Linked DNA regions of Homo sapiens: region 1 is linked to region 2. The links are chromatin loops, found by intact Hi-C in ENCODE. Cell type or tissue: mammary epithelial cell. All regions are shown on one strand. Each heading gives the region's core, and the rest is flanking DNA. Links, peaks and the distances in the headings are about the cores only.

Region 1 (9,580 bases), core at 3,485-5,984, 300 kb before region 2:
AATAAAAGTTACCACCAGTCTCATATTCTCCCTGGAGTTGGAATGAGGCTGATTCCCCAGACACTCTAACTCTACCTGTGAAGGATGTGACTGTTAAATTATTATTTTGGCACACCTTATCTCAGGGGTTGAGAGACCTAATGAAATGCATACTATGCATAATTGAAACTTACAAGTCTAAGTCCAGGAACACAAGTGGAAACTAGATATGTGGTTTCTGCCAAAACTGAGCTAAGAAAGACTTGCTAGAAGATTCTCAGTAAACAATGTGGCTTTGCTGTCTTTGTTTTGAAAAGAATTAAATTAGAAAGGTGACAGTCTTCCTAGAGTTAGAAATTAACCTCGAGGTCAGAATAACTTAGCACTTATTATTTTCCCCACATGTAAGGTTGCATCTGAACAATGCACATGTCTGTTCTGGGTGTTTCATTGAATATTCTAATTTGAGACAGCCAGAGCCTGTGAATAACCTGGTTACTACCCACTAGTGTGTGTGTTGTGTGTGTGTTTGTTGTCATGAAAGTGCTTACCTCCTTCATTGCATTACTTAATTATAGTTCATCTATTTCGTCAGCTGCCAAGCCCATTTCCAAATGAGTTAGGTCAGTTTCTGTTTTCCCAGTTTGTTTGGATATTTCTCTGCCACTAGGAAAGTTCCTGTTTCAAGTTCTGTATTATATCTCTAAACTCTATTCAGTTATGCAGAGCCCATAGCCTTATTTTGGCAAGACCACCTGTTATTTCTGAAATTGCCTTCTTTCCCCCAAACAAAATATTTCCTAAAAATACTTTTCCCAAATCTTGTCCTTCCCCCAGCAAAAAAGAGCGAGACATTTATTTTAAATTTTAGCATACATGTTATAACTGCTTTATGTAGTTATGACTAGGGAATAAAGTTCCAGCCTCCACCCTTAACACATACAGATTTAAATTGCTATGCACAATCATTTGGTTACTTTTAAATTTTACACTTGTTTAATATTGAGGCTCTTGTTTTATAAATTGGGGAACTGTGACCCAAGTTCACATAGAAAAATAGTGACAAAGTGAGAGTCCACACTTGGGCTTGCTAGCATTTTTGGCCTACTGAACATTAAGTAGAAGAGTTGAAATACCGGATAACATTTTTTTAAATAATCTATAATTTTAGAGCAGAATTTTGTCTTTTTTATCTTGTGATTTTTCTAAAGAGAGGAGGATAAATTTTTATGTTGAATTCTGCAGTTATGTTCAGGGGCTTTCTATTTAACATCAAACATTTTTATTCATGCCTACATGGGTTTTTGAATATGTTCCTGAATGACATCTCCAAGATAATTTAGTCGTACTTCATCAATGAGAGAGAATTAAGCAGAAGAAATATTCTTTTTTGAAAATATGAGGAGCATAAATCTCAATGAGACAATAGGCTTGTCTTTGATCATTTCTGTTGACTCTGAGAGTTTATGAGTTACCTGAGTCTTGGCACAACCTGAGATGACAAATCTTGTCAGAAAACGTGATGACAGGCCTTTCCTGTCTGGATTTTGACCAGGTACCCTCACCACCTTCTGCACAGTCTTGCCATGTGAGCAGCTTGGGTAATTGGGGTGTCTGATTCAGCACTAAGACCCAAATCCAGGAGTTGAGAAGAAAACTAACAGTTACTAAATGCCTACTGTGTGGCAGCCATGTTGTGTATTAGGTGCTTTAAATACATCATCACCTCTACTTCTTAAAATAACTGTGTGAGGTAGATTTGATTAGCCCAGTGAAGTCAAGTACCTTACAAAGACTCAGAGATAGTAAATGGCCAGGTCACTCTGTGATAATGAGGAAAGAGCCAATGAGATTCAGGGTTAGCAGGAGCATAATAAACATAGCAGATTCTAATAGAGAAGTTCCAGAGTAGCTGGGGCTGCTCCAGGGTTCAGACCCTCTCATAGGCACAGCACATGTACAAATGGACTTTCTGACTCTGTGCAAAATCAGGCAAATAAAAGGTGACTATTCTCTTAAGCTGTGCTAAAATATGTTGAATTTTTACTTAATGTTCATAATTTCTAATCAACACAGTTCCCCTAAGATATGATTTTTATTATGAAGCAGTCATTGAAGTCAGTTGACTGGGGCCCTTATTTTTATATTTTCCAAGGTTTACATTAAGTAAAGCAATAAAGAGGGTAACTTATGTCTGTTTTATTCCTTGTATTCTTTGTATATTATTGTGAATTGGATATAGCATTGATAAGGGATCAACTTGGGATCTATAGCCCATTCCTGTTAACTGTGAGAACGTAAATGTATTTCCTTGGTTTAAAAAAAATAACAATACTCATATAATCACTTCGGAGAAACTGAATTTGAATGTTTTCTGTCTATTTTTGCAAAAGAATCTCCCATTTCCTGGTTAATGTTCACGTGAAAGATGCAAATGTCAAGTAAGAAATCCTCTTCAAAGAGAATGTAAATTAAGGTGGGGTTTCCTCATCTGTCAATCTTTACTTTGAGTGTAGGCCTGTACAAATCGTCTAATTAATATGGCTGTAACTGCTGCTGGGAACATTCCATCGGGAGACAATGAGAACACTTCCCAGTGGTGTAATAGAAGAGATCCTCAGGGAGGAGTAGTCTGACAGCCATTGCCTTGACATGGCAATTCTGGAACCTTTGAAAAAATGAAGTAATGCCACATACTCAGCGTCTTCTGGAGATGCAGTTTACCTAAGACTGGGTGTTTAGTTATAGGGCACATAAAGGTTGAGTGGCCTTCTAGGTTAAAGTAATGATTTAACTTACTAGGATACTATTTATAATACTCAGGATGATTTGATAATTGTCCAGAAAAAAATGGATTTTTTAATATATCTCATAAGACTCTTAATATATAGGTTTATCCTCCATCTCCTTTTTTAAAAATTTCAGTAGCATTTGGGGTACAATTGGTTTTTTGTTACGTGGGTGAATTCTATAGTGGTGAATTGTGAGATTTTAGTGCGCCTATCACCTGAGTAGTGTACATTGTACCTAATGTGTAGTTTTTTTTCAATCCCTAGCCCACCTTCCACCCTTCCCCTTCTGAGTCTCTAAAGTCCATTATATCACTCTGTATGCCTTTGTGTACTCATAGTACATAGTACATAGTACATAGTACTCATAGTACACATAGTACATGTATAAGTGAGAACATATGGTTTTTTGGTTTTCCACTCCTGTGTTACTTCACTTGGAATAATGGCCTCCAGCTCCATCCAATTTGCTGCGAAAGACATTATTTCATTCCTTTTAATGGCTGAGTAGTATTCCATGGATATATGGATGTATTCCATGGAGATATATGTAATATTCAGAAAGAAAAGTATTAAACATTAATCTTTTAGGTTAAAAATTCTCAATTTTAAATTTGAGGCATGAAAGTGATTGATACGTGCACACACACACACATCTTTATATATGTAAGTTTTATAGTCTTGAACTAAGAGGCATAGTGTATAGTGTATAAAATACAGATTTCATGCACCAGTTTTTTCTTTCATACTTTCAGAAAGAGTGATTTATCTCTGAGCCTCAGTTTTCTCATCCGAAAAAAAAAAGGTTGTCCACAATAACCTTGTCAGGTAATTGTATGTAGATTTAATGGATAAGATGATACATGAATTCATAGAAAGCACTTTTAAAATTAGAGCTGTCATCATAAAAATGGTTTCTTACAAAAAAAAAAGCCTCATTTAGTTCTTAGGATGCCTTTTTAGCCCAGAAAGTTGTTATTGTTCCCGTTTTACAAATGAGGAAACAGGAGTACACAGCATGTAAGGCTTTGGGTTTGAATACGCTTGTATCCTTTACTGTCAATGCCCTCAAGTCACTCTTTACTTTTGGTGAAAGTACTCATCCTTTAAGACTGAAAAAGGAGCCACTTCCTTAGGCACTTCTCTGATAAGCCCTGACCCTCCTCCATTGCACCTTTCCCATTCCTTTTGTCCTATGGCCCTGTCACACCACACATCACACTGTAAGTGTGTGTATAACTCTATCCCTCCTTGCTGGTGCTATAGTCATCTTTTATCATTTCTATTGTGATAGGCTTATATTAAACACAATTAATATTTGCTAGATGGATGATCACATTGATACTTTATTTGGAGTTATCACCACTATGTTATAGACTCAATTAGCTGCACTTTAAAAATGTATTTAAAAATATTAAAAAAGATATTTTGAGAAGCAAAATACCTAGAGGTTAAGTAACAGTTTTGGAAAATTCAATTCTGTTGTTGTTTCTGATGAAGTCTAATAAGTTTTCTTCTCTCTCTTTCACATTTTTATCTCTTATTATATTATTATATTATTCAGTATTAACTGAAGATATTTGTGTGTGTGTGTGTGTGAGAGAGAGAGATAGAGAGAGAGAGACAGAAAGAGAGGAAGAGAGGAAGAGAGAGGGGTTACTGAGCTATGATATGACTGAATAAAGTGGCAGTGATATGACTGCCAGTGGCAGAAAGAGAAGCATTGTTTTAGAAATTAAAGAAACCTTAGAGAAATCTAATCCAAACTTCATTTCACCCTCTACCCCACCTCATTCCTTGTTCTCTGTTTTCAGAGATAAGGCAGCTCAGTTGCAGGGAAACAAAATAAGTATGTGAGCTAGAACTGGATTCCATTTCTCATGAGTCTAATGCAGGGTTTTTCAACCTTGTCTCAGTTGACATTAGGGACTAAATAATTCTTTGTTGCAGGGAGGCTGTCCTATGCATTGCAGGGTGTTTAGCAGCAACCCTGGTCTCTACCCACTAGATGTCAGTAGCATCCCCAGTCGTGACAACCATCATAGTCTCCAGACATTACCATATGGTAGCAATGGTCCCCAGGAGCAATTTTGCCAATGAGGGATACAATTTTGCCAACCTTGGTTGGCAATTTTGCTCCTGGTTTAGAACCAATAACATAAAATATACTTTTTTTTAATTGCTGTTACACATTGCCACCCATACTTCACAGTTTGGAAAATTAGTGCTTGAGTTACCAAGACAAAATTAATTTTAATGATAATCTGGATACAAATATAAAGCCCATTCTCATGTTTAAAAAATCAGCTTGGCAATATTTATTGCTGATTTTAGCACCGTTCACATCTAATAATGATGAGTCTTATTTACGATGGAATCATGAATACTGTCTCTGATTATTCCTTTGATAACCACCCTTTACTTCCTTTTACAACTCTACTCTCTTAGCTCTCAGCAAACTTAATTTTCTTTTTTCTCTAATTTCTTTTTCTCTTTTCTTTGCCACTTCTGTCTGCTCTCTACCACCTGTTTCTCAAAGTTCTGTTATTTTCCAGTTCATACTGTTTTCCTTGGAACATATAAATGTCTTCCATTCCTTTAAAGGCAGTATCTCCTCATATGACTTTCAAATAGACTTCTCCTAATCTCCAAATAAATTCTTATTCCTTTACTGTATTCCCAACAGCCTCAAAAATATAAATAGGTAATACCTATAGATAAACATTAAACTCAAATATGTTCACTCCCTTCATGCCTTCATGCCCAAATGCCACCACAAGCCTGCTGTCCTGCCTATGTCTCCTCCTTTTTTAATGGCAGCATTCTCTGTTTTTTTTTTTTCTGACTAGAAACTTGGCATCATCTATAAATTCTCTCCTTTCCTTACCACCCTTAGGTGTCCAACTTCTTTAAGTCTATTTAGGGCAGGAACAATGTCTTTTGTACCAGTTTTCTTTCCAGTGTTTTGTTCAATATCTTGCATGTAGACAACGCTCAATAGATATTTATTGAGTAAACATTATTTGACAAATGTAGTTACTAAAAGCAAGGATGGGGTAAGCTGCCCTCCTTTTTGATGATTGGATTGTAACTAAGCCCATCCCACCAGCTATCATGCTATGGAGGCATATGTGGCTCTCACTGAAGTCAAGGTCGCCAATGTCAACTCAAACTATATTTTCATAAACTATATTATCTGAAAGTAGAATTCCTTAGCAGCCTGCAGTGTGTGAGTTGTATTATGTGGGTTCTCTGAATAAAAAGTAATTAATTTCGAGTCTTTTGAAATCATCTTTAATGGATTCCCTTTCTCTTGTTTTGTGTGCTCTCACTGATTAAAACTTTATCCTTGCAGATTCATGTTTGGCCATAGGCATCTACAGAGAATACAATATAGTCAATATGCTTCTCAAGATGCCATTAAATATCCAGGCTTCCTGCCACAATGTGGCCATAATGAAAAGAAGGCAAATTGCAGACACTTATAGTCCAAACTGTTGCGCCTTCAGGAGATGTTTCTTTTGGAATAATAATGTAAGAATAATTTAAGTTGGATTTATAGAAGTGAGAAGCCCGATGGAAGGGAGTCAAGGTAGAAAAGGTTATAAAAAAGCTCTTCTTATGTAAGATTGTCTTGAGAAAAAAATATGTTTCCAACAGAAAATTTGAAACAATACTCTATAAATGAAGCTTTGGCTTTTAGGGGAGGCAAGTCCCACCTTTAGAGATTTTAGTCACAGAGTTCCAAACACTCAGATTAATTTAAATTGTACTTTTTTTTTTTTTTTTTTTTTTTTTGAAACAGAGTCTTGCTCTGTCACCAGGCTGGAGTGCAGTGGGGTGATCTCGGCTCACTGCAACCTCTGCTTCCCGGGTTCACGCCATTCTCCTGCCTCAGCCTCCCGAGTAGTTGGGACCACAGGCGCCCACCACCACATCTGGCTAATTTTTTTTTTTTTTTTTTTTTTTTTGGTATTTTGGTTTCACCATGTTGGCCAGGATGGTCTCGATCTCTTGACCTCATGATCCACCAGCCTCAGCCTCCCAAAGTGCTGGGTTGTACTCTTTACATAAGAGTTGGTATGTATTCTCCTGCATTCTGGAAATACTTCCGTTATGAACAAGATATACATCTTTAAATTCATATTTAGTGCAAAATAGATAATTCCCTTATATTTTGACTCACTGATTCTTTATTTGACTAGCTTTAAGTATAGCATTGTATGATAATATGTAAGCGAAATATATTAGCATTTGAAGTATGATTTAGAAATGACTACCTAAATTGGAAAGTATAACTTAATGCTTATGACTAGAAACACATGGCATATTAATATTTTTGCTACTTGTCAAGGAAGATTCTATGGCTATTTTTCAAAACTCAAAATTAAAATAATTACTTATTTTTAACCTGTTATATTAACCTTGGGTTTCATATGTTTTATCTCAAATTGCTATAGACCGTTTTTACCTTAGGTCTTAATGAAGTGCAGTTACAAAGCTAACATTAAAAATATATAGGAATAGAATTATTACTGGCAGAAGGCAAGGTTAGTTTTCTATAGATTTATATATATGTGTGTATATATGTGAGTGTATATATATATTTATATATAAGTAATATATGTATATATGTGTTCATATATATTTATATATAAGTAATATTTATAAGTATATATGTATGTATATATATAAGTATATACGTGTGCGTATATATATCTATACACACACACACACACACACACATATATATACTCTCTGAAAAGTAGGTTGCTACTAGAAGGTGCTGACAGTCTTTTCAGTATCTGATGTGATAATGAGTTTTAGAGTTATTTTGACCAAGGTGAAGCAAGAGCTTATCAAATAGTGGAATTAAATTTAAAACAAAAAGACATCCAAAAACAGTGAAGGCATATTCACTCCTTAAAAGCACACAAGATCCAACAAGCCTATTACGTTATAGACAAATTCTAAAATCACAGACTGCCATGGAAGATGGTAGAAAATGAACAGTCTGAGTAGGTTGGCATGTGACCACAGCAAAAGTGTGAACAAAGAGGATTTTGCTATGTGTTTGGGCTGGACAAATGCTATGATTCTGCACAAGTTTGCTTTTCTGGTCTAAATAGCCTAAAAGGTTAAACTGGGAAAATGAGATGCATTTCTTTTATTCTGTAATCTATCTGATTTTAATTTGGATCATTTTTATTTTCTTGATTGTTTTCCAGAATAGTCATTTTACCCTAAGATTTGCAATTATTTTGCTGACTTGGCTTGGTCATCCAGTCACCAAATCCTAGCCTCCTCTGTACTGGCCTCCTTCTGGATGAGCCCTCAGTGCAATCCTTAGGAAGCAAGGTAAATCCAGGCACAATGGCTCAAGCCTGTAATCCTAGCATTTTTGGAGGCCAACATGGGAGGATCATTGAGCCCAGGGATTCGAGGCTGCAGTGAGCAGTGATTGCACCACTGCACTCCAGTCTGGGCAAATGAGTAAGAGCCTCGAAAAACAAAATAAATATAAATAAAAATGAAGCAAGGTCAAAATAAACCGTATGCAATAGGAAGTACATTTTCTACATCTGGCATTTTGTCTGACTGTTGGGCAACCACTTCTTAGTGCTCCAGGGCCCACGACATTTACTGCTATTGCCATTCCTATGATGGCACTCAACCTCTCCCACGCGCGGTCCCCAATATTGTGTAAGGGTGTAGGCTCGGTCCTGACTCACAGGGAAGAGGCGATTTGTATCCTCTGAGTCACTGGCACCACTTCCTGCTGGCACATCTGAGATTTCACTGAAACATAATCTGAAAAATGAAGGCAGAGAGATATATAGGTGAGGTTCACATTCCTAAAACCCATTTGGAAATTTGATAGAAACAATGACCTCTGAATGCATTTCCATTTTTGCAGCTGTATTGTAAAAGAAGCGCCAACTGCCAATTTTGAGTTTACAGATCATCTGTGTTATATCACCTGGCAAGAAATTCCTCTGTATCTTAGTTACCAATGCCACCAGACAAGAAATGCCACCAGATCTGTTTTTTTGACATAGATACTATCTAAAATATTTAGTATCGTAGTGAATTATTTGCTTAGGAAGAATCTACTGTCAAGAATGAAAAAGCCAAATATAGTATTTGAGGTCCAATCATAGAGAAATTATGTTCAAACAACACTAAGGTCATGAAAAGCCTGACATTAAGGAAATATATGCATGCTTTAGCATTTATTCCCTCCCTGTATGACTCATTAAAGTAATGACTAGCGATTCTTTTTTTTTTTTTTTTTTTTTTTTTTTTTTGAGAGGGAGTCTTCCTCTGTCGCCCAGGCTGGAGTGCAGTGGCGCGATCTCCGCTCCCTGCAAGCTCCGCCTCCTGGGTTCAAGCCATTCTCCTGCCTCAGCCGCCTGAGTAGCTGGGACTACAGGCGCCCGCCACCATGCCTGGCTAATTTTTTTTTTTTTTTTTGTATTTTTAATAGAGACGGGGTTTTACCGTGTTAGCCAGGATGGTCTCGATATCCTGACCTCGTGATCCGCACGCCTCGGCCTCCCAAAGTGCTGGGATTACAGGCGTGAGCCACCGCGCCCGGCCTGACCAGCGATTCTTAAGGTTAACAGGATAGTGGATGTAATATTTCTCTGGAGATAGATTTTTTATTCATTGGATCGCATTCACTCTTCTACCCTAGTTTGCAAGTGTTTGGGAGCAGACGCATATTGCAGGAACATTTGAGAACCACTATTTTAAAGCAATAGTGCTGTGCAGATGGACATGACTTAGAATTAATTTTGCTGTTTTCTTGG
Region 2 (9,580 bases), core at 2,708-5,207:
GTGATAATTCTTTTTATAATCTTTGCTAATTGGTATCTGACTGTTCTTTTAAATGAAATTCAATTGTTACTCAATTTTAAATGAAATTCAAATGTTACTGAGGTTGAATATTTTTTCAAACATTCTCTTTGGAACTTTTTGACCATTTGTACATTGAGTTCTTAGAAAAACTAAGAACAGTAAGTTTTTTCTTAGACCTTGAAGAGCTCTTTGCACACTAAGTATATTTTATATATATATATATATAAAGTATTTATTATATATATTTAATGAAATAGCAAGAGATGTATGTATATAAATTAAATATAAATTGAATAGAAAATAAAATAAATGTTTGGCATAAAAGTAAGTACAGAGAAGCTATCTATTTCACTCATGACCCAACTAGGTCTTGAGGTGTTTAGATAATTACAAGTAACTTTCTTCCTCAAATTTCAATTTCTACTTTTCTTTGTCACTACTCTTCATTAGAAAGTGGTTCTTGAAAGATCAGAAATTGTTAGTAAGAAATTCTGGCCAGAAGAAGTAAATTTTGAGATCATATGTGATTTCTCATTTTAATAAAAGATCTACCTGAGAAATGAAAGGATTGGAATTCTAATCCAATACCTATTTGACTATAAAAGTCTTTTAAAAATCTTTCAGAAGGCACCCTGCTTTCTGCCCAAGACGTTCAAGGCAACATTCAAGAACTGCCACACTCAAAGTCTGTGCCCCTATTACTCTGACCTCTCTCTGTTTTATTTTTATAGCTGTGTTCCCAAGGATTCCCCTAGAATGCAAGGTAAATACTCTCATATTTAATCTAGTCTTCAGATAAACCTAATCTGGTCTGGCAGCTGTAATTTTTAAGGAGCTTTCATGTTTTAATGACTGCTTTATCACTGCAAAACTGAGATGTGTGAACTGCAAACCCTCTGTGATATAGAGCTACACCCTTTTTGTTGAAACACTTGCTGAGTTTTATTAACCAAGAAATGTTTGTTTAGCAAATCATGGAGTTTTATGATCTATAATACATAGTTCCATATCATGTAAGATTTCTATGGATTTCTAAACACAAAACCATCTTCAAAGAAGCAGAGGTCCCCAGGTTTGTTTGGAAAGACCCATAATTAACTCTTAGTACATGACAGCATTTAACAGGGGACAGGCTTTGGGAACAGGGTGTGTTTTCTGTAAATGACAACTCCTTTCATAAAAACAAAAACACTATCTCATTGGACAAGTCCTGCTAACAGATTTTTTTTAATCCAAAATTGTGTTTTTGTTTTTTGCATGCTTAGTTTGCCCTCATTGAGGATGTAGGTAGAAGTGAGTGGGGATGATAAGGGTTATTGGGGAGGACTGGGTGGGGTACATTGTTCTAATGACAAAAAGTAGGATTGTTACAGCAGTTGTACAGACTAAATGAAAATTCAGTGTACTTTTTTTTTCACAGATGTCAGAGAGCGTAGTTGAACTGAATTTGAAATTACTTAAACGCCAATCATAGTCCTTGATATGGAGGAATAAATATTTTCATAACATTTAGCATCTAGTAACAAAGCAGTCATACATTTATGTTATGTATTTATTTGAGCTATATACTGTAACTGCTACAAACCCAGTACTGCATTGCATGAGGCGGATTCAAAGACAATAAAGAGATGAAATCCCAGTTCCTGCTTTCATATTCAAATTGATCGTTTCTTAACTTTCTCCCTCCCTGGCTCTTTTCTTCCTTTCCTTCCTTCCCTCCACTCTTTTCATACCAACAAAGCAGTGATAACAAAGAATGGACAAAGGTCTCAGAGAGGATAGGGAAACTGAAGCCCAGAAAGTCTAACGTTTTATAGGATGTTCCATACCGTAAGTTTCCCTTACTGTAACATGAAAGTAACAACACATACCACACAGGGGGATCTAAGAAACATACAAATGTCCTCAAAGTGATCCACTCAAACCAAGCACTCAATAATGCAGGGTAAAATTTTGTCTCTCATCAAAAAGGGGAGCAAAGGGGAGAAAGGTTTTCTAGACCAAGGGAGTGTCCTGTGTAAAATTTACCAACACAAGAGATTTTGTTCAGAACCATTAAAGTTTCATTAGAATCCTTGCTCAAGAGGAAGACGATATAAGATAAGATAAAGAAATAAGTAGCTCTTAAGAGCTTTGCTTTCCATGCTAAGGAGCTTGGATGTGATCCTGGAGGAGATGGAATTTAAATAGGGAAGCTGTGTGATTATATGTACTGGAGATGAATGAGATCAAAGCCAGAGTGATCGGTTAGGAGTCTCATAGAATAGTGAAAGCAGGTGAGAAACTAATCTACGACAGTATCAGAAGGGATAAAGCTTACACATATTTAAGAGAAAAAGATAAATAGGCCTTGCATAAAAGACATGCTCAAAAAGTCTCTATTTCAAACAAAAAAATTCATGGACCAACAATACAGTGCTGGCTGTTGAATACCCCTCTGACTTCAATCACTTTCAGATTCACCTCATCTTCAGGAGAAGCAAAGAAATGTAAATGTTTATTGGTGTTTTATTAATAATTGTTTCACTAATCTAGTTGACAAAGGATGGTTCCTACAATTCCACTTTTATTACAAACCTCATGCACAATAAATCCCCAGTGTTTCCTACAGGAGGGTTCTAGCCTTTACTGAGTTCACCAAGCCCGTGAGCTAGATATTATTGTTGCCCCGTCACAGATTAAAAATCTGAAGATCAGAGAGGTTTGGTAACTTGGGCAAGGTCACACAGTGACTATGTGACAAAACTACAATTAGGAGTCAAATTCATGTGACCTCAAATGGTAAAACTTTCCACCACAAGATATTACTGTAGTATGGTAAAAGACATTGATTCTCAACACCATCTTGATATCAAAATTACTACGGGATTTTTTTTTTTTAAGCAGAAATGTTTAGGTCCCATCTCAGATTTCCCAAGTCAGGATTTCCTGGGGAAGAACAGTGGCAACAACGCTTTTCAAAACATCCCTGAAAAGTTCTAATGTGTAGGCTGAGTTGGGGAGCCTACTTCGTGGAGGTAAGAACGAAGTTCTGCCTACATTGGAAAGTTAAATGAAATGAAGGAATCCACACTCCTCCTCATCAGTTGGGAGGGTGATGGATCATACTTCCATCCAGTCCTTATATTCGTCCATATAAAAAGACCCTACAGTATTAGAAACAATGAGCTACAGCAGAGTGGGCAGAATTAAATCTCATACCTTTCATTCCTTGTAACCTGAGAAGTAAATATGGTGCATAGTGCTCCAATATCTCCCAACTCAAATCTGAATTGATAGATGGGAAAGGAAGTCAGAGTTTCAAGGAGAAGTACAGAAAAGAAATAGATTCTTTCTTGGGCCTTTCCAGAAGATGCTACAATAATTTTATTGTAATTCTCTGATTAATTTCCTCTACATCAAGGATCTCAACTAAAAACTATAAATTGATAGTCAAGATTTTTCCCTTCCCTCTACCCAGCTTCCTCTGACTAACTCCTGCTCATTCTCAACAAATCAATTTAAAGGCAGCCTTACCTGACTCTCACACTCTTCTATAAGTCCTCTCTTATGTTCTCCCACAGTGTCCTGTGTCTACCACTATTACAGCCTTAAGTGCTAGGTAGTGCAATCATTGCATGTATTATCTGTCTCTGTCTAGACTTTAAGGTTCCCGAGGGCAAAGAGTTTCTTAGTTCACTTTATATCTGTAAAATCTAACACAGAGCCTACCACAGAATATGTGCTCAGTAAATACTTCTGAAATGAATGAATATATGAAGAAAGGAAGAAATGAAAAAAGAAAGAGGTGGTGAGAAGGGAAGGAGAGAAAGGAAGAAGGAAGGAAATTGGCAATGTCCTTTGGAGATTACTGTCAATACAACTTCTCTCCAACCTCAATGGCTGAAAGATAAATAGTGTGATATGAAATAACTATTTCAATGGTAAAAATAAAGAAGAAATGGGCAGATATATTATCTCAGATCAAGATGATTGTAACAAAGTTGAAATTTCCTATAAGGTTTCTTCTATTACTGCATATGAATTACCTTCTATTCCACCTAAATAGCCTATTTACAGACACGGATGGGTAAGAAAGGGCAACGATGCCCCCCAGAGGCTAAAGGCAGGAGCTTGGAAAGCAGCCATCATTTATTTACTATTGGCAGAGAGCTCAAGGATATCTATGGAGGGGGTGACTAAAATAAAGGGCAGTTTCCTGCATAAAATGGTAATTTGAAGGCTGAGGGCAGAGGGTAAAAAACAAAGTGGTGTACCAGAGGCTATTTTTTTTCACATTATTATTTGCTTCTGGGGCACAAAATGCAGTTTAGTAACATAAAAATATAGTCTCAGTGATTTGCAAGTGAGTAGCACCACCAGAGATATTACAGAAATCTGAATTAAATTAAATTAAAATATTCCTCATAGGTTACATTAACACCTGTAGTATTTAATCCCAATATTGGAAATCCAGTAGATGTATTGGATAAATCCCAAATCTACATCTACAAAATTATTTACTCCTCATAGATGAGGACTGGGTTTTCTATTGCTGAATCCTCATTGGCTTCTGAGGACCTGGCACTGAGTAGATGATAAACAAGTGTGTACTGAACAAATGCATGCATGTGCCCATATGTTTTAAGATGATTATATGCATTTGCTTGGCTGACAGTTAAAATGCTTCAGCTGACTAATGTGCTTCCATGACTTCTTGATTGGGCCACTATATGCTGAGCCTTCTGTTCTAAGCATTAATGTTTATTGTGCTTTCTTATTAGGAAATTAAAACAGCAAAACAGTATTAACAATAATTAGCCTTGGAAATAAGAGTAAGCCCACACACAATATAGTGCTTACTAACAGCCCATAATAACGACAGGACTCATCAAAAATAACTACCCCATTAAGTTGAAAGTATAATTGTCAAAAGAAACACTATCTCTTCATTGGCCAGGCATTAGTGAGCCAATGGATTTCAGGGGTAGCATTCACATTTAGAGGCTATTCCAATGTTTCACTGCCTCAAATCTCCTCTGACCCAACCTTCACTCCCTTCAGCTCAGCACATGCCCTTAACATTTACTTCACTAAAAAAAAGCAGGCCATTGAGAATTTCACCTCCTCACTGTGTCCTAAAAATGCCCTGAGTCTGATTCTTTTCTTTCCCTTGCCGACTCTGTCTCAGAAGAAAGTGGGCTCTCCTCACCTTTCGGCGCTGCAGATCGCATTCTCCTACAACCTCCTACCAAGAAACTAAAGCTCTCACACAGCTCCATCCCTGTAACTAATTCCAGCTCTTCCTCTGGCTCTATTGGTTTATTCCCCAACACCACCTATGATTGTTCCCCAACACCACCTATGATTGTTCCAACACCGCCTATGATTGTTCCATCTTTAAAGTTTCTTCCTTGACCCCTTTTCCTTATCCAGTTCTCTCCTCTCTTTCTCAAACTTTCCAGAAGAGAGGCTAATGCAAAAGTATCCTCTTCCACCCTTCCCAGTCGCTCCTTAGTTCACTACATCTGTGTCTTGTACCCAACATTTTATCAGAACTACAATGATAAACTATAATAAGAATTATTGCCAAGGATTTCCAGATCAGTGGTCCAGTGGACTGGTTGTTATGCATTTATCTTTCTGGACTCCACCCTCCACATCCACCACCATTCCCTCTCTTCCTCCTAGCAGTACAACACTCAAAAAAGGTGCATCACACAATCTCCCTTCATTATTCTACTTGGAGCTCCTGGACAAAGTGACTCCACCTTGTATATTGAACACATTTCTGGTTTTGTATTTTTCAAATTATATTCTAATGAATATGCTTATACTTCTGTCTTCCTTTTCAGATTTTGAGCTTCTTGCAAGCAGAAAAAATATCAGAATCATCTGCCTCACAAGTGTCTGGCACAGTGCTTGTCACATAAAGATGGCCCACAAAACTTCAATGACAGAAGAGGGAAAGGAAAGAAGTCTGACAGATATCTAACTATATCCAAGAAAGACATGAAAATTCATTGATTTATAAATTTGCATATAAAATGTAAAGAAAGAAAAGTAATATCCTATATCAGAGATGGCTCTTTGTTTTAGACCTCATAGAATTTCAGGCTGCCTTAAAGATTATCCTTCCTTAAAGAGAAGAAAGAAAGGAACAGAAAGTTAACGTTATTCTTTTCGAATCTACACAATTAAAGGGTGAAAAAAATAAGCCTAAAATGTACATCCCCAAATCCAATGCACTTTCTATTATCCTATATATTTACTTTCTCAAAAATTAATTTCTCAATTATTTAATTACAAAAAAGAAAGGTTGAATGCTTATTTGTTAGGATTGTTGCAGGTGTTCAAGGAACAAAACAATTGTAGTACCTGTTCGCATGGTATAGACAGACAATAAACCAACATAAATAATAAAATGTCAAGTAACTACTAAGAAGAAAAATAAAGCAATATAAAAATATAGCTAATGACTGAGAAGGAGTGCAATTTTCAGAAGTGCTAGTAATAAAAGATTTATCTGAGGAGATGAGATTTGAATAGAAAACTAAATTATGTTTTGAGTTATTTAAGGAGCACACCGTGAAAGATGTAACAAGGGGAAGTAAGAATGAAGGCCCTGAGATGTGAATGATCTTGGTGTGATCACAGAGTCATGAAGAATAGAAATGAGAACATAATGCAAGTGATTCTGGAACGTGTCAGATCATGGAAAGTGTTGGAGACCACTGTAGAGATTTAGATACTACACGAATATTACAGGTGTTGGAGTAGGAATTAACTCTGTTAAGATCAACCTAGGTGTTAGCGGATTGGATTGTAAGGGGGCAAGAGAAGGAGTACAGAGACCTGCTAGGAGGCTATTGCAAGAGTCCATCTTAGAGATCAATTAATGGGTCAGGATGGAGAGCTGAGTGCTGGAAAGCAGCCAGATGTGTGATGCATTTTGAAGGTGGAGATGAGTGACTCTTCTTAGCCTACTTGAATGGAGGCTGTAGGAAAGGAGAGGATAAAGAAGAATTGTTAGGGATTTACCAGAGAAGCCAAATGAAGTGGGTGCCATATGCTGAGATGAGGAAGCCCAAAGGAATAACAGGTTAGGAATGGAAGGAAATCAGGAATTCCACTGGGACATGTACAGGTTGAGATGTTTTTTGGACTTTTAATGTATAGATCATCGTGCCTCTTATTTCTATTGCTGCTGAGAGCAGTTCAGTTCTGCGGGTGTTTTTAAAAATTCACTCCATGTTATTGGCCAATTGACCAGATAGATCAAAAACTCAGAAGAGACAAAGCTCATTTTCCAGAAACACTCTCAACCAGCCAGGTAAACAATACACATTCAAAGCCAAGTACCAAATCAATGTTTATGAATTAGCTAAACCTCAGATAATGTCAATGTAACGCCACAATAAAAAACACATCTTAATATTTGCCTCTGCTTTCCCTTAAACTGTATTCATAAGGATATTTCCCTACCCCTAAATGAAGATTCAGGCAAGTTCAAAACTTTTCTGGTTAATCTTAGATAGTACTTCAGACAAATTTTAGTCATACAAACAATCTCTATTTAGAAAATAAAATGTTCAGATGCATGCAATGATCACAATTCTGAACTTAGCTTGAAATTTCTTAGCTCAGATCTTCTGTGGTTACTTTTTTGCTCAGCACCAAGGACCAACCAGAGGAAAGAGGAGGAGCTGTAAGGAAATGTAGAGGTCCTCACATGACTGGAGGCTACAGACTCTCTAGGTCTGGCAGGAAGCTAAGCTCTCCCTTGCATAGGAGAGTTTGCATGTGTTCTTCAGAAAACTTCCTCCACTTCCGTTGACCAAGGCAAATGCTTCTCTAGGTGGGCTGGGCACTCTCAACTCCTTCTTCAGCTCTTGAGTATCCAGCAGCTAATCTCTTTCTCCCTCTGAATTTCCTGGTGGGTGGGAGGGAGTCAAACTCTGTCCAGAGTCTCTTAGCTTTGTAGGTATCGGTTGGGCACGCACCAGTCCTCTATGGAGGAACCCACCAAAGAGTTCTCTGAGTAGCCTCCTGGAATCAATTACTAGACCAGGGTTTACATGAGTGGGGCTAGAGAAAGAGGATGGGGACTCACAGTTGGTCCATATGTTCTAGAAGGAATTCGCTTTGCCAATATCCTAGCTACATCCCTCACCAACATCCCCTCTCATCTCTTACTCTTTGTTATAACCCTGTTCTAACCAAAGTGGCCAAAGACTTTTGGCTAGGTTCTCTTTGAGACCATTTTCTTTGTAAATCGATATATAAAGCAGAGGAAGTCAATTTCACATCCAAATGGATATTTGATACCTATTTGTATTGATGCTTTCAAGTCCCTTCATATGTGTAAGCTGCTGTAGGAGAAGCATCCCCACAGGAAGTAAGAGAGAGATCTCCTGTCTGACTCTTCAGGGACTGAGTCCCAATCAGAACCATTTTCTTCTTGCATACCTTCCATCTTGCTTCACCTTCCTTGATTTGCTCAGTAATTAACAATTTTCAAAAACTGATTTACAGTCATTAAAAAAACTAACCATAAATATATCCGCCAGACAAAGCATACAGTTTAAAAAGGTTGTTTATAAAACAGTATCATTTCCACGTATCTCCATATTCTTGTCTCAAGTTTCTCTGTACCTGGTCTCTTCTGCTCATGCAATAGCTGAAATCATTGCACCCTCTTGTGGTAACGTCTAAGTCCTGCAGAATTGTAGACCTTGACTGTCCAGCTTTGGACCATTTCCCATCCACATTTTACTTCCTAGAGGCTGTACGGGTCTCACTTATTCATCATGGGCTTAAACGTGAGTGATATGAGTATTCTAAATGACTTTTTTTAAATCTCTATACTTCAAGTAACTTTTACCAAAAGATATTTTGTCTGAAATTAATATGAATGTAACATTTCAATTCCAAAGCCATTACACACATTTGCAATTTATCTCTTGCTGATGACACTGTCCCTATCTCTTGCCTCTACTGTCCCTTAAGCTTTCTTCATGGGGATAGTCTTCCCCACCCCTAGATGAAGATTAGGGCAAATCCATAAGAAATAATGATGATGACACTATAAGACATTAAAAAGTAAGTTATCCTCCATTTTCATTAAGGGATTTGTCTTTTTAATTAAGCTTTTTATTTTGACATAATTATAAATTAACATGTAGTTCTAAGAAATAATACAGAGATCCTGTGTACCCTTTACCCAGTTGTTACTAACTGTAATATCTTGAAAAACTATAGTATAATATCAAAACCAAGTTATTGAGATTGGTGCGGTAAATAAACATAAATTTTTCATCCCCACAAGGGCCCCTCATTTTTTCCCTTTTATCTTTTTCACCTCCATCACTCTCCTATCCTCACCCATTGTTTAATCTTGGGCAGTAACTAGCCTTTTCTACATTTCTATAACTTTGTCATTTCAAGAATGTTATTATATAACTGAAACCATACAGTGTGTAACCCTTGGGGATTACCTTTTTTTCACTTAGCACGATTCTCTGGAAAATCATCCAGGTTGTTGTGCACATCAGTTTGTTCCTTTTTATTGCTGTGTAGT

Evidence for each region. Hi-C counts contacts between places; a loop is a spot of excess contacts. Peaks named below come from ENCODE experiments on the same cell type or tissue, not always from the same donor. Only the 100,000 strongest peaks of a DNase experiment are listed, where the experiment ranks them.
Region 1: a loop joins it to region 2, with 7 times the contacts of the local background. A loop is called at or near these places in 93 of 110 quality-filtered maps.

What each region holds. Positions count from the first base shown.
Region 1 is chr4:74,366,261-74,375,840 of GRCh38, forward strand. The region is part of intron 1 of EREG (epiregulin); the gene reads left to right. Among named protein-coding and RNA genes, the nearest start is that of EREG, 5.9 kb to the left of the region's middle. RefSeq lists an enhancer at 7,918-9,117. In mammary epithelial cell, for the core only: a CTCF peak has its summit at 4,773 (motif pointing right); a DNase peak (open chromatin) is centred at 4,781; H3K27ac peaks cover 1,101 bases.
Region 2 is chr4:74,667,178-74,676,757 of GRCh38, forward strand. No RefSeq gene overlaps it. Among named protein-coding and RNA genes, the nearest start is that of BTC, 120 kb to the right of the region's middle. In mammary epithelial cell, for the core only: a CTCF peak has its summit at 4,117 (motif pointing left); a DNase peak (open chromatin) is centred at 4,104.